Regions from separate parts of the Homo sapiens genome. Here region 2 is linked to region 1. Evidence: chromatin loops called from intact Hi-C (ENCODE). Cell type or tissue: heart right ventricle. All regions are shown on one strand. Each heading gives the region's core, and the rest is flanking DNA. Links, peaks and the distances in the headings are about the cores only.

Region 1 (5,395 bases), core at 228-5,227:
TAAGACAACACTACAGGTTATTATAAATAGTTGAAAAAGAAAAATTAAATTCCAACCAAACAATTGATCCTTAACTTTTTTTTTTTTTGAGACGGAGTTTTGCTCTTGTTGTCCAGGCTGGGGTGCAGTGGCACAGTCTTGGCTCACTGCAACCTCCACCTCCCAGGTTCAAGCAATTTTCATGCCTCAGCCTCCTGAGTAGCTGGGATTACAAGTGCCCGCCACCAAATCTGGCTAATTTTTGTATTTTTAGTAGAGACGGGATTTCACCATGTTGACCACGCTGGTCTCGAACTACTGACCTTAGGTGATCTGCCCACCTCGGCCTCCCAATGTTCTGGGATTACAGGCATGAGCCACCACATCTGACCGATCCTTAACATGTGATAAAACAAATGTTATGTTGCTCAGCACATAGTTCAGGTACCCATTTTGAAATTCACTCTTCATCACACAGTGCCCCTTCTTCTCCTCTCCTGTGGAGACTGAGTTCTCATCTCCCTGTCTTAGATAGCATGAGACCCCTTTCTCTACTGTGGCCTTAGTGAACCCAGGAAGGGATCCTATACTGCACATGAGTGTGGGAAAGAGAGACTGTGGCTTGACGTCTTAGGGAACTTTTTTTTTCCAAAGGCTGGCAGAGACTCTTTCTTTCCTATAGTATAGTTCTTTAAACATCACACTCTTTTACAATCCTAACTAACTTTGTGATCGTGTCTTCCATAAATACCCCAGAATCCCAGTCAGAATATGCACTGTAGGAAGGGACTAGTCTGGGACTCAAATGATTAGATGAGTTCAGGGAATATGTCTAATGATGGATTTTGAGCTGGGTTTTTGAGTGTCGTTTTCAGTATCTTCATCATGTCCATAGCTATCATAGGCTAAGAATAAAACCAGACTGGTTTTCCCTAGTCAGCATTCTCTTTGTCTGATCTTCAGAGGTAAAGTCCAGATGCTGTAAGCCTTGACTGGTGCGGTGGTGTAGGGCTAGCAGCACGCTACAAAAAACGAGGGCCACGCAGTCCTGGGGAGGAAGACTCTACAAGTGCAATGTGGGGAAGGAGACTCTACAAGTGCAATGTGCCCGAGGCGGGCGGATAACTTGAGGTCAGGAGTTTGAGACCAGCCTGGCCTACATGGTGAAACCCAGTCTCTACTAAAAATACAAAAAAAAAAAAAATATTAGGCATTGTGGCACACACCTCTAATCTCAGCTACTTGGGAGACTGAGGCAGGAGAATCACTTGAACCCGGGAGGCAGAGGTTGCAGTGGGCCAAGATTGCGCCATTGCACTCCAGCCTGGATGACAAGAGCGAAACTCCATCTCAAAAGAAAAGAAAAGAAAAGAAAAGAAAAAAGAAAAGAAAAGAAAAGAAAAGATATCATTTGGGGATTCTGCTGCCTTGCCTGGGTCCTGGCACAGGAGTAGTGGATGCCTGACCATGCCTGGGTTGTCACCAATGAAAAATTAGCATCTGTAGGATTCTGGAGGAAAATGGCAGTCTTTCGGAAACTGAGCCATCTTTTAATACACTTTTCCAGGCTTCCTAATGGTCTGCTAACTACATTTTGGAACTTATCCAAAATAGATCTGGAGATCTATGTCTCCTTTTAAAAAATTAACTTACTTATCTTAAAATAAACTTTATTGGCAACAGTCTACCTTAAATTAAATGCACGTGTTTTTAATGTATAGACTGATGAGTTTTGACACATGTGACCACCACCTTGATCCAGACACAGAGCACTTCCATGTCTTCAGAATGCTCTCACCTGTCCCTTCACATCCCTCTGTCTACCCCCTACCCCACCCCAGGTGGCCTGAGCTGGTTTTCACCATTATAAGTTTTGCATGTTTTAGAACTTCACATAAATTGAATCATATAGAACATACTCTTTTGTATCTGACTTCTTTCAATTGGCTTTATGCTTTTAAGATTCATTAATATTGTGGTGTGTTAGATACACACAAAAAGTGTGCCCCTTTTTACTGCTGAATGGTGTTTCATCGCAACGTTTAGCGTAAATTACCGGTGGACAGGCATTTGGGTTGTTTCCAGTGTGACTATTATGAATAAAGCTGCTCCAAACACTAGTATATGAGGCTTTGGGTACATTGTTGTTTGCTCATTTTTAACATTGTCATAGATAAATACATTGGACTGGACTTTCTGGCTCATAGGTTTCATTTTATAAAAGGTACAGAACTATTTTCTACAGTGGGTGTGGAGTTTTACATTCCCACCAGCAAGGTATGTGGATTCCACGTGCTCCACATCCTCATTAATTTTTGGTAGTGTCAGCCTTTTTAATTTTAGCTAATCGAGTGTGTGAAGTGTTTCTCATTTTAATTTTAGTTAGCACTTCCATGATGAGTAAAGCGGAACATCTTTTCATGTCTAAGATTAAGAAAAATCTTAATACCTGAATATCTTTGTCTGTTCAAATAGTTTGCCATGCTTTTAAAAAAATACTTGGATTGTTTGTTTCCTTATTATTAACTTGTGATATATAAAAATTATTATGTTTCCAATACATGTGTATGTGTGTGTGTATGTGTAAGTGAGTCTTTATATCCTATATCATTTTTCTGTTTTTACTCTAAGTTCTGGGATACATGTGCAGAACATGCAGGTTTGTTACATAGGTATACATGTACCATGGTGGTTTATTGCAACTGTCAACCCGACATCTAGGTTTTAAGCCCCACATGCATTAGGTATTTGTCCTAATGCCCTCACTCCTGTAGCCCCCCACCCCCTCGACAGGCCCCGGTGTGTGTTGTTCCCCTCCCTGTGTCCACGTGTTCTCATTGTTCAACTCCCACTTATGAGAACATGCGGTGTTTGGATTTATGTGTGTGTGTTAGTTTGCTGAGAATACCGAAAGGATTATAAATCGTTCTACTATACAGACACGTGCACACGTATGTTTATTGCAGCACTATTTCCAATAGCAAAGACTTGGAACCAACCCAAATGCCCATCAACAATAGACTGGATAAAGACAATGTGGCACATATACACCATGGAATACTATGCAACCATAAATAAAATGAGTTCATGTCCTTTGCAGGGACATGGTTTAAGCCAGAAGCCATCATTCTCAGCCCCGCATGCTGACAGTTTTATATATACTTACTATTATATATAATATATAATATATAATTATATATATAATTTTTTGTATATTGACAGTTTGTCTAATTGTTTTATCAAATACTGATTGTGAACTTGTTTTAGTTCACCTATTTTAGTTCAAGGATAGTGTTTACTGTTATTCGTTTTAGTTCACTTCTTAATAAAGCTTGAGGTTTCAAGCTTTGCCAATAGATATATATTTATTTAGGATAGTATATCTTCCTTATAATTCTCTTTTTCTCTTTAATACTCTTTATTGTGAAGTCTGCTTTTATTATGTTGATATAGCTATGTTAGCATACTTTTATTGGTTTGCATGTTGTACATTTTCTTTCCTTGTAATTCAAGGAATTTGTCTTTTTTTAAAATAGCTTGTCTTTTAGGAAGTATATATATTGCTTTTTATCAAATGTGAAAAAATATGCCTTCTGATGAGATCTTTAGTCTAATTAAGTTTAACGTCATTGTAGACATAGTTGGATTTAATCATTCAATTTTGTGATTTTCTTTCATTTGTCACTTCTGTTTGTTCCTTTATTGCCCTTTAACTGCTTTTATTTTATGTAACTTATTCTTAGAATTCCGCTTTATTCTCTGCACTGCAATTCTGCACTAGACATATTTTTAACTTATTTTTAGTGGTTGCCCTAGGGCTGACAATATGAATCGTCAATTTATCAAAGATTATGTAGAGTCAGCATTTTACCATTTCACACCTTATACTCCACACCCTACAGTTCACAATTCACATGTTATAACTCATGCTTGCTGCCTCCTGCCACTCTCATAACACTCCACTTTCCAGATGTAACAGAATTATGAGATTGCAGTCTCACTCACCTGCCCACCATCATCCAAGCTCTTCTTGTCACACATCTTATATCTATATATGCTATAAAATTTACCTTATGATGTTATTTTTTAAACAGTTTTTAAAAGAAATTAGGAAAATGGAAAAGTCTTTTTTATTTTCCAACGTAGAGCTGCTTTTAGTATTCTTTATTCTTTTGTCAAATTCAAGTTTCCAATAGAAATCATTTTCTTTCATCTTGAGAATATTACTTGGCATTTCTTAGAGTTTAAGTCTACTGGTGACAAATTCTTTGGAAAAATCTAATTTTACTCTTGTTTTTGAAGGATATGTTTACTGGATATAGGGCTCTGAGCTGTTTCTTTTATGTTTCAGTACTTTAAAGCAGTCATTTTATTATCTTCTAGTATTATTTGATACGAATTAATAGAAAGTATACAACATTTCTCTTTTTTTGTAATACATCATTTTGCTCTGGTTGCTTTTAAGATTTCATCTTTATCTTGGACAGTGTTACATCTGCTTTTCTTTTTATTTATTCTGCTTTGGTGTGTAAGTTGAAGTTTTATTAAAACCTGGGGATTTTACAACTATTCTTTCTTCAAATACTTTTCCTCTCCTATCCTCACGGTCCTTCTGGAACTCAAAATATTAGCATACATGTATTAGGTTGTAGCATATATTATACTATACATGGATGCTAATCTGCTTGGTATTCTCTCGTGGGACCAGGAGACTCTGCTCGTTTTTCTTCAAGGATTTATTTTTCTCCTTTGTACTTCAGATGCAATAATATCTATCAACACCTTTGATTTACTGACTCTTTTACTCTGCCAAGCTTATGCAGTAGATTTTTTGGTTCAGGAATAGCCTTTTCAATGCTGGAACTTTTCATTTGGTTTCTGCCATGCTTTCCGTATCTTCACTGAGGCTGTGTCTCTATTCATTCATTAAGATCATATCTTCCTTTAATTATTTCAATATAATTACAATAGCTTGCTAAATCCAACATCTGTGCCATAAAAGGGATATATTTCTAACGGACTGTTTTTCACCATGGGTCATATTTACTTATTTTTTGTATATCTCATTTTTTTTTGTTATCGTGTCCTGGGACATTGTAGATGACACATTGTACAACCTCTGAATTCTGTTCTCATCCTCTGAAAAGTGTTGATTTTTTATTAGCAGGCAATACAGTTACTGCTGATGACTTTGAACTTGTATAGAATTGCTTTTTTAAAAATTGTATTTTCTTAAAATTACTTATTTATTTAGAGATAAAGTCTTGCTGTGCTCCCTAGGCTGGAGTGCATTGGTGTCCTCATAGTTCACTGCAGCCTTAAACTACCAGGTTCAAGTGATCCTTCTGTCTCAGCCTCCTGAGTAGCTAGGGCCACAGGCACACACCATAAAACCCAGATCACGTTTTGTTTTCGA
Region 2 (5,395 bases), core at 324-5,323, 75 kb after region 1:
TTAAAATGTTATGCCAAAATAATTTTCAGTGATGTAAATGCCTCTCAACAGTGCTGTCTTCCCTGAGGTTACTTTTAACCCAGAGAAATAAAATTCTAATGATCACATTTGTGTCAAGGCTCTGGGAAGATTATCTGCTCAGAAGAACTTTCTAAGGATTTGTACCTTTGTATTCCAGAAGCAGCTGCCCAATTTTGTCTATTCGTTGGCTCTTAGAATATTTCGTCTATTCTTTGGCTATCAGAGAATACTAAGCAAGGAAACAAGCAAAAAATAAACCAACAGGAATTTTGCTGTCTTATTATGTCCTAGTTTCTTAACTGTTTCTGTCTACTTCCCTCCCCACCATATTTCTTTTCATATGTAAGTTTTTAAATATTTGATGATGGTGATGGCGCTACTGAAGTGAAAGATTTATGTATCACTTTTATAGTCCAAAGCAATGCAATTTTCTTGTGATAAGTTAAAATATTAAAGTTAACCATATTTAATTTTAGCCATCAATCTTTCCCTACTCCTGTTTTCAGGATTTTTTCTTTTTTGCAAGAAAAAATGAAATTTACTAGTAAACATTGTTAAAAAATTTTTAGGCAAATTAAATTAATAGAGTTTAATTGAGCAAAGAACAAATTGCTGATTGGGGCAGCCTCCCGAGGCAGGGTAGGTTCAAAGACTCCAGCACAGCCACGTGATGGAAGAAGATTTATGAACAGAAAAAGGACTTACAGAAAATGGACGAGAGGTGCAGAAACACCTAGATTGCTTACAGCTCTGCGTTTGCCTTATTTAAACATGGTTTGAACAGCCGGCCGCCTGTGATTGGCTGAAACTCCATGATTGGCACAAGAGTAGGTAGGTCACAGTCTGTTTACACGTCCAGTGAGGTTACAGTTCATTACCTACAGAGAAACGTTTAGACTGAACTTAAAATATGTAAGGAGGCAGCTCTAGGCTAAACTTGATTTAGCAATATAATCTACTAATTCTTTTTGTAATAAAATTATTTAATTTTCAGGTGATAAGATGAAGTATCAGTCATTGAGATGTTTCATACCCAGTAGAATCTGGGGTGGATATTTGCTTTTGTGAATGGCCTTCACATTAGGAAGTGCATTTAGGAAAATCGGGTATTGCATTTTCATGGTTATTTGAGCTCAAAGATTTTATTCCTTTATTGGCCAGATCATTTGGTACAAAGATCAACTAGAAAGAAAGTTTCATGTATTGAGTTTTTGGGAAGGGCTGTTTTAAATACTGTTAAGACGACTGATTTATCTTTCTTTACTTAGTAGGGGGAGGTAGGAGGGGCATACCAGAATTCAGAAGTGCGACCACCATAACCACTTCACTTTTCAATTTATTTTTCAGTTCTAGGATATATAAGCAGACAAGGAGGGTCTCTAGGAACCATAGGAGTTTAATCCACGTGAGCCATCAGCCTGATTTACAGCTTCCTGCCCTGCAGCCTGTTCTTCCCTAAACCCTGGGTGGACTATAGTAACCTAGTTGGTTGAAACCAGCTCCTGACAGACCCTGGCAACTTAGAGATGAACCCTGGTGAATCTTCCTCATGACTGTAACGTCTCCATCCTGGAGGAACTGTAGTTCCGTTATCATAACATGTAACCCATGTGTTGCCATGATGACACTGTGTCTGCACCGCTGGGACCCCTCATCTACATGCGATAATGCACCCTCTCCCCTCTCCATCACCCCATAAAACCCTCCTGCCACTTTCCCTCAGGGAGACACTGCTTTGGAGAATACACCCAGTGCTCCCCTTACTTGAGCCAAGTAATAAAACTCCTATTGATCAAAATCTGCATTCTCGTGGAGAGTCGTTTGTTGCTTGACAGGTGAATGAACGCTGTTTGTTTTTTTCGGATAACAAATATGAGGTATTAAACAAACAAACAAAAAACCCCAGACTTGAAGCTTTCCCATAATAACAACAAAGAGTTTGAGTAAGAATTCCACAGCTTGCCTTCATCTGTGGCAGACTTGCATGAATCATTTTCAAATAAAGATAATAACTCAGTTGGTCTTGTAGTCCAAACAAAATGTGCTACTTCAGGAACATTCACTTCCTATGTGGACTTTGCTGCTGAGTCAGTGTGAGACCTTGAACAAGTCTCTGTTTGTTTCGTACCATTCAGATTTCCTCGTCTGTAAACATTAAGTATCTACATTCACTAAAAGTAGTTCTGAATGAATGTTATTTAATGGTGCCAATGATGTTGGAGGATACCTGTGGTAAGTGGTTTAATTTATTTTTGCAAGTTGGTATAATATCCATACTATATTGACCTTAAAATAGATGGACAATGTGGATATGTGGATGTTTTTGTTATTGAGAAGGGGGTTGACTGAGAGTAAAGGACAGTTTGATTTGTTTTTCTACATTAGTCCTATTCATCTGGCAAATGTGAAATCTCCATTTCGTCATTCATGTTCCTAAGGTGGGTACTAGATATAGTTACATTTTCTTGCCAAAGTAAAACTTGCATCATATACTTAGGAACGTGTGGAGCACTTCTCAGAGCTGTGCTTAATCTCAGGTGCCCAGAAATGTTGAAACTTGTTTACAGAACTTTGGACTCATCTCTGATTTATTAACTCAAGTTATTCCCTGGACCTATAATTAACATCTCACCAGCCTGATATTTTCCTCAACCACTTAACACAAAAGAATGATTATGGAGCTTCACATGCAACATTATCCCTTAAAATTGACTCTAAACAAGGATTTAAAATAAGGTTGTTTCCATGTGCACAGGTGATCAAATCATTGTGTGATAAAACGATAGATTTTTTTATGATGTGTTTTCATATCTCTGTGACCTTTTTTGTTAGAGAGGTGATACCATTGAGTCCCGGGAGACTTAGGCTAACTCTTAATATACAAAAGGATAAATACTTTCTTCTTCAAATAATTCCAAGCTCGTTTTACTCCTTTAAAATAATTTTTAGATATACTTGTCAAATTCTGTGAAATATTCATGTATGAATTTTGATTGAAACTTCATTAATGATGTATTTATCCATTTCTTTTTCTTTTTAACTTAAAATTTATATTTGTTTATATAAAATTTCTGAACATATTATTTTTAAAAACTAGTTATAACTACTTTAGAATTTTTGGTAGCTATTATGGGAAGTTTCTTTGTATTATTACTTTATTATTGTTACATTATATAATTGTTTTTATTGGAAAATAATGATATTTATTTGTATATTGATCTGGCACCATAAAGCTTTCTGACTTTTTGTTTTAGTTGCTTATTTACATATTATCTTAAAAGTTCTATGAGTATGGTCATATGAGCCAACAATAATGATTTTACTAATACCAATTCCTGTATTAGTTTCCTAGGCTGTTGTAACAAAGTGCCTTGACTGAGTGGTTTTGAAACAAAGAGAGCTTATTCCTTCATGGTTCTGGAAGTCTGAAGTCTGAAATCCAGGTGAAAGTAGGGCCGCACCCTCTCCAAAGCTCCAGGGAAGAATCCTTCCTCTCCTTTAGTTTTCTCAGTGGCCCACAGTACTTGGCGCCCTGTGGTTTTGCGGCAGCAGGTCCACCTCTGCCTCTGTCTCCACATGGCTGTCTTCCCTATGTGTCCATGTCCAAATTTCCCTCCTATGAGGAAACCACAGATACCATGTATTAGATTATAGATCCCTCTAATCCATGATTACCTCATCATTAAATCTGCAAAAAATCCCATTTCCAAATAAGGTCACATTCACAGGTTCCAGTTGAACAGGCATTTTTAGGGGGCTGAAGGGTGGCACTAATTAACCCAGTAAACTCCACCAGCTGGCACCCCAAATTCATGTTCTCCCGTGTGCAAAATACATTTACCCATGTCCCCCAAATTCTTAACCCATTTAAGCGTTAACTCTAAAAAATGTCACATTAATATCAACTCAAAAAGTTACAAATCTCATCATTGAAATGATCTAAATTAGGTATGGGTGAGACTCTTAGTTTTCATCCATACTGGGGCAAAGTCCCTTCATCCACAGAACTGTAAAACTAGAAAACAAATTATCTGCTTCCAAAACACAATGGTGGAACGTATGAGGTTGTCTCTATTTTGCCTTCATATTCTGAAGAATACATTTGTTGGATGTAGAATTGTGGGTTGGCAGTTTCTTTCCTTGCATTACCTTATAATATTTTTCAACTGTCTTCTCACATCTAAAATTTCTGACAAGAAAAAGATATTTGAAACATTTTTTGCATGTATGTAATATGCCATTTTTGTCTGGCTTGTGAAAACATTCTTTCTTTGGCTTTAAATACTTTGACTATTACATACTTGCTCATTTTAATGATGTTTGCTCACACTTGGAATTTACTGAGCTTCTATAATCTGTAAATTTATCTTTTACCTAATTGAAAAAGTTCAGTTTTTTTTTTTCAATAATTGTGTGTCTGTATGTCCCATTTTCTTTCTCTTCTGCTGTGGAACTGCAGTTACATGGATATTGGAACTTCAGAGATTATTTCACAGGTCCATGAAGCTTTGTTCACTTTGCTTATCAATCTTGGTATTGTTCAGATTTTAAAAAGTTCTGTTGATCTCTCTGACCCCTTTCTTTGTCAATTCTATTATTCTGTGAAGCCCAATTAGTGTGTGCTTACTGCATACATTGTATTTTTCCCTTCTTGCATTTCTTGTTTGTTTTGTTTTGTTTGTTTGTTTTTGTTTGAGACAGCATCTCACTCTGTCACCCAGACTGGATTGCAGTGGTGCAATCTTGGCTCACTGCAGCCTCCACCTCCCAGGTTCAAGCGATTTACCTGCCTCAGCCTCCCAAGTAGCTGGGATTACAGGTGCATGCCATCACACCCAGCTATTTTTGTATTTTTTGTAGAGATGGGGTTTCACAATGTTGGCCAGGCTGGTCTCGAACTGTTGACCTCAGGTGATTAGCCCACCTCAGCCTCCCAAAGTGATGGGATTACAGGTGTGAGCCACTGCACCTGGCTGATTCTTGCATTTCTGTTTGAGACTTTTTCCTAGTTTCTATTTGCTGATGAAACTATTTGTATTTTGATTATTAAGAGCATATTTCTTTTTACACTACTGAGTGTAGTTAAAATAGTTAAAATAATATCCTATGTGCTTATTTCAACATATGTTCATTTGGGTATTGTTTTCCATAGGTTGTCTTTTCTCTTGAGAATGAATGAAATATCCATTCTTTCTTCACCTATTGACTGGATTTGTATTGTTTCTTGAATACTCTGAAGATGTAGAGACTGAATCCTGTTATAATCCTTAATAGAGTATTGATTTTCTAAATTTTAGCGGACAATTATTTTAGACTCATGAACATTGTGTTTTGAACACAGCTCAAAATTCATTCCAAAGTGCTTTGATCCTGC

The links. Peaks named below come from ENCODE experiments on the same cell type or tissue, not always from the same donor. Only the 100,000 strongest peaks of a DNase experiment are listed, where the experiment ranks them.
Region 2: it touches region 1 in a loop (4-fold over the local background); 50 of 110 quality-filtered maps call a loop at or near these places.

The regions. Positions count from the first base shown.
Region 1 is chr10:4,749,864-4,755,258 of GRCh38, reverse strand. All of the region lies in intron 2 of LOC105376375 (a long non-coding RNA gene), which reads left to right. Among named protein-coding and RNA genes, the nearest start is that of AKR1E2, 74 kb to the left of the region's middle. In heart right ventricle, for the core only: no CTCF peak of the experiment used is centred there; no DNase peak of the experiment used is centred there.
Region 2 is chr10:4,674,907-4,680,301 of GRCh38, reverse strand. MANCR (mitotically associated long non coding RNA) reads left to right here and starts at 2,232. Exons shown (of 4, transcript NR_024475.1): 1 at 2,232-2,253. It overlaps LOC105376373 (a long non-coding RNA gene), which reads right to left. Exons shown (of 4, transcript XR_001747338.2): 2 at 3,483-3,637; 3 at 727-899. In heart right ventricle, for the core only: no CTCF peak of the experiment used is centred there; no DNase peak of the experiment used is centred there.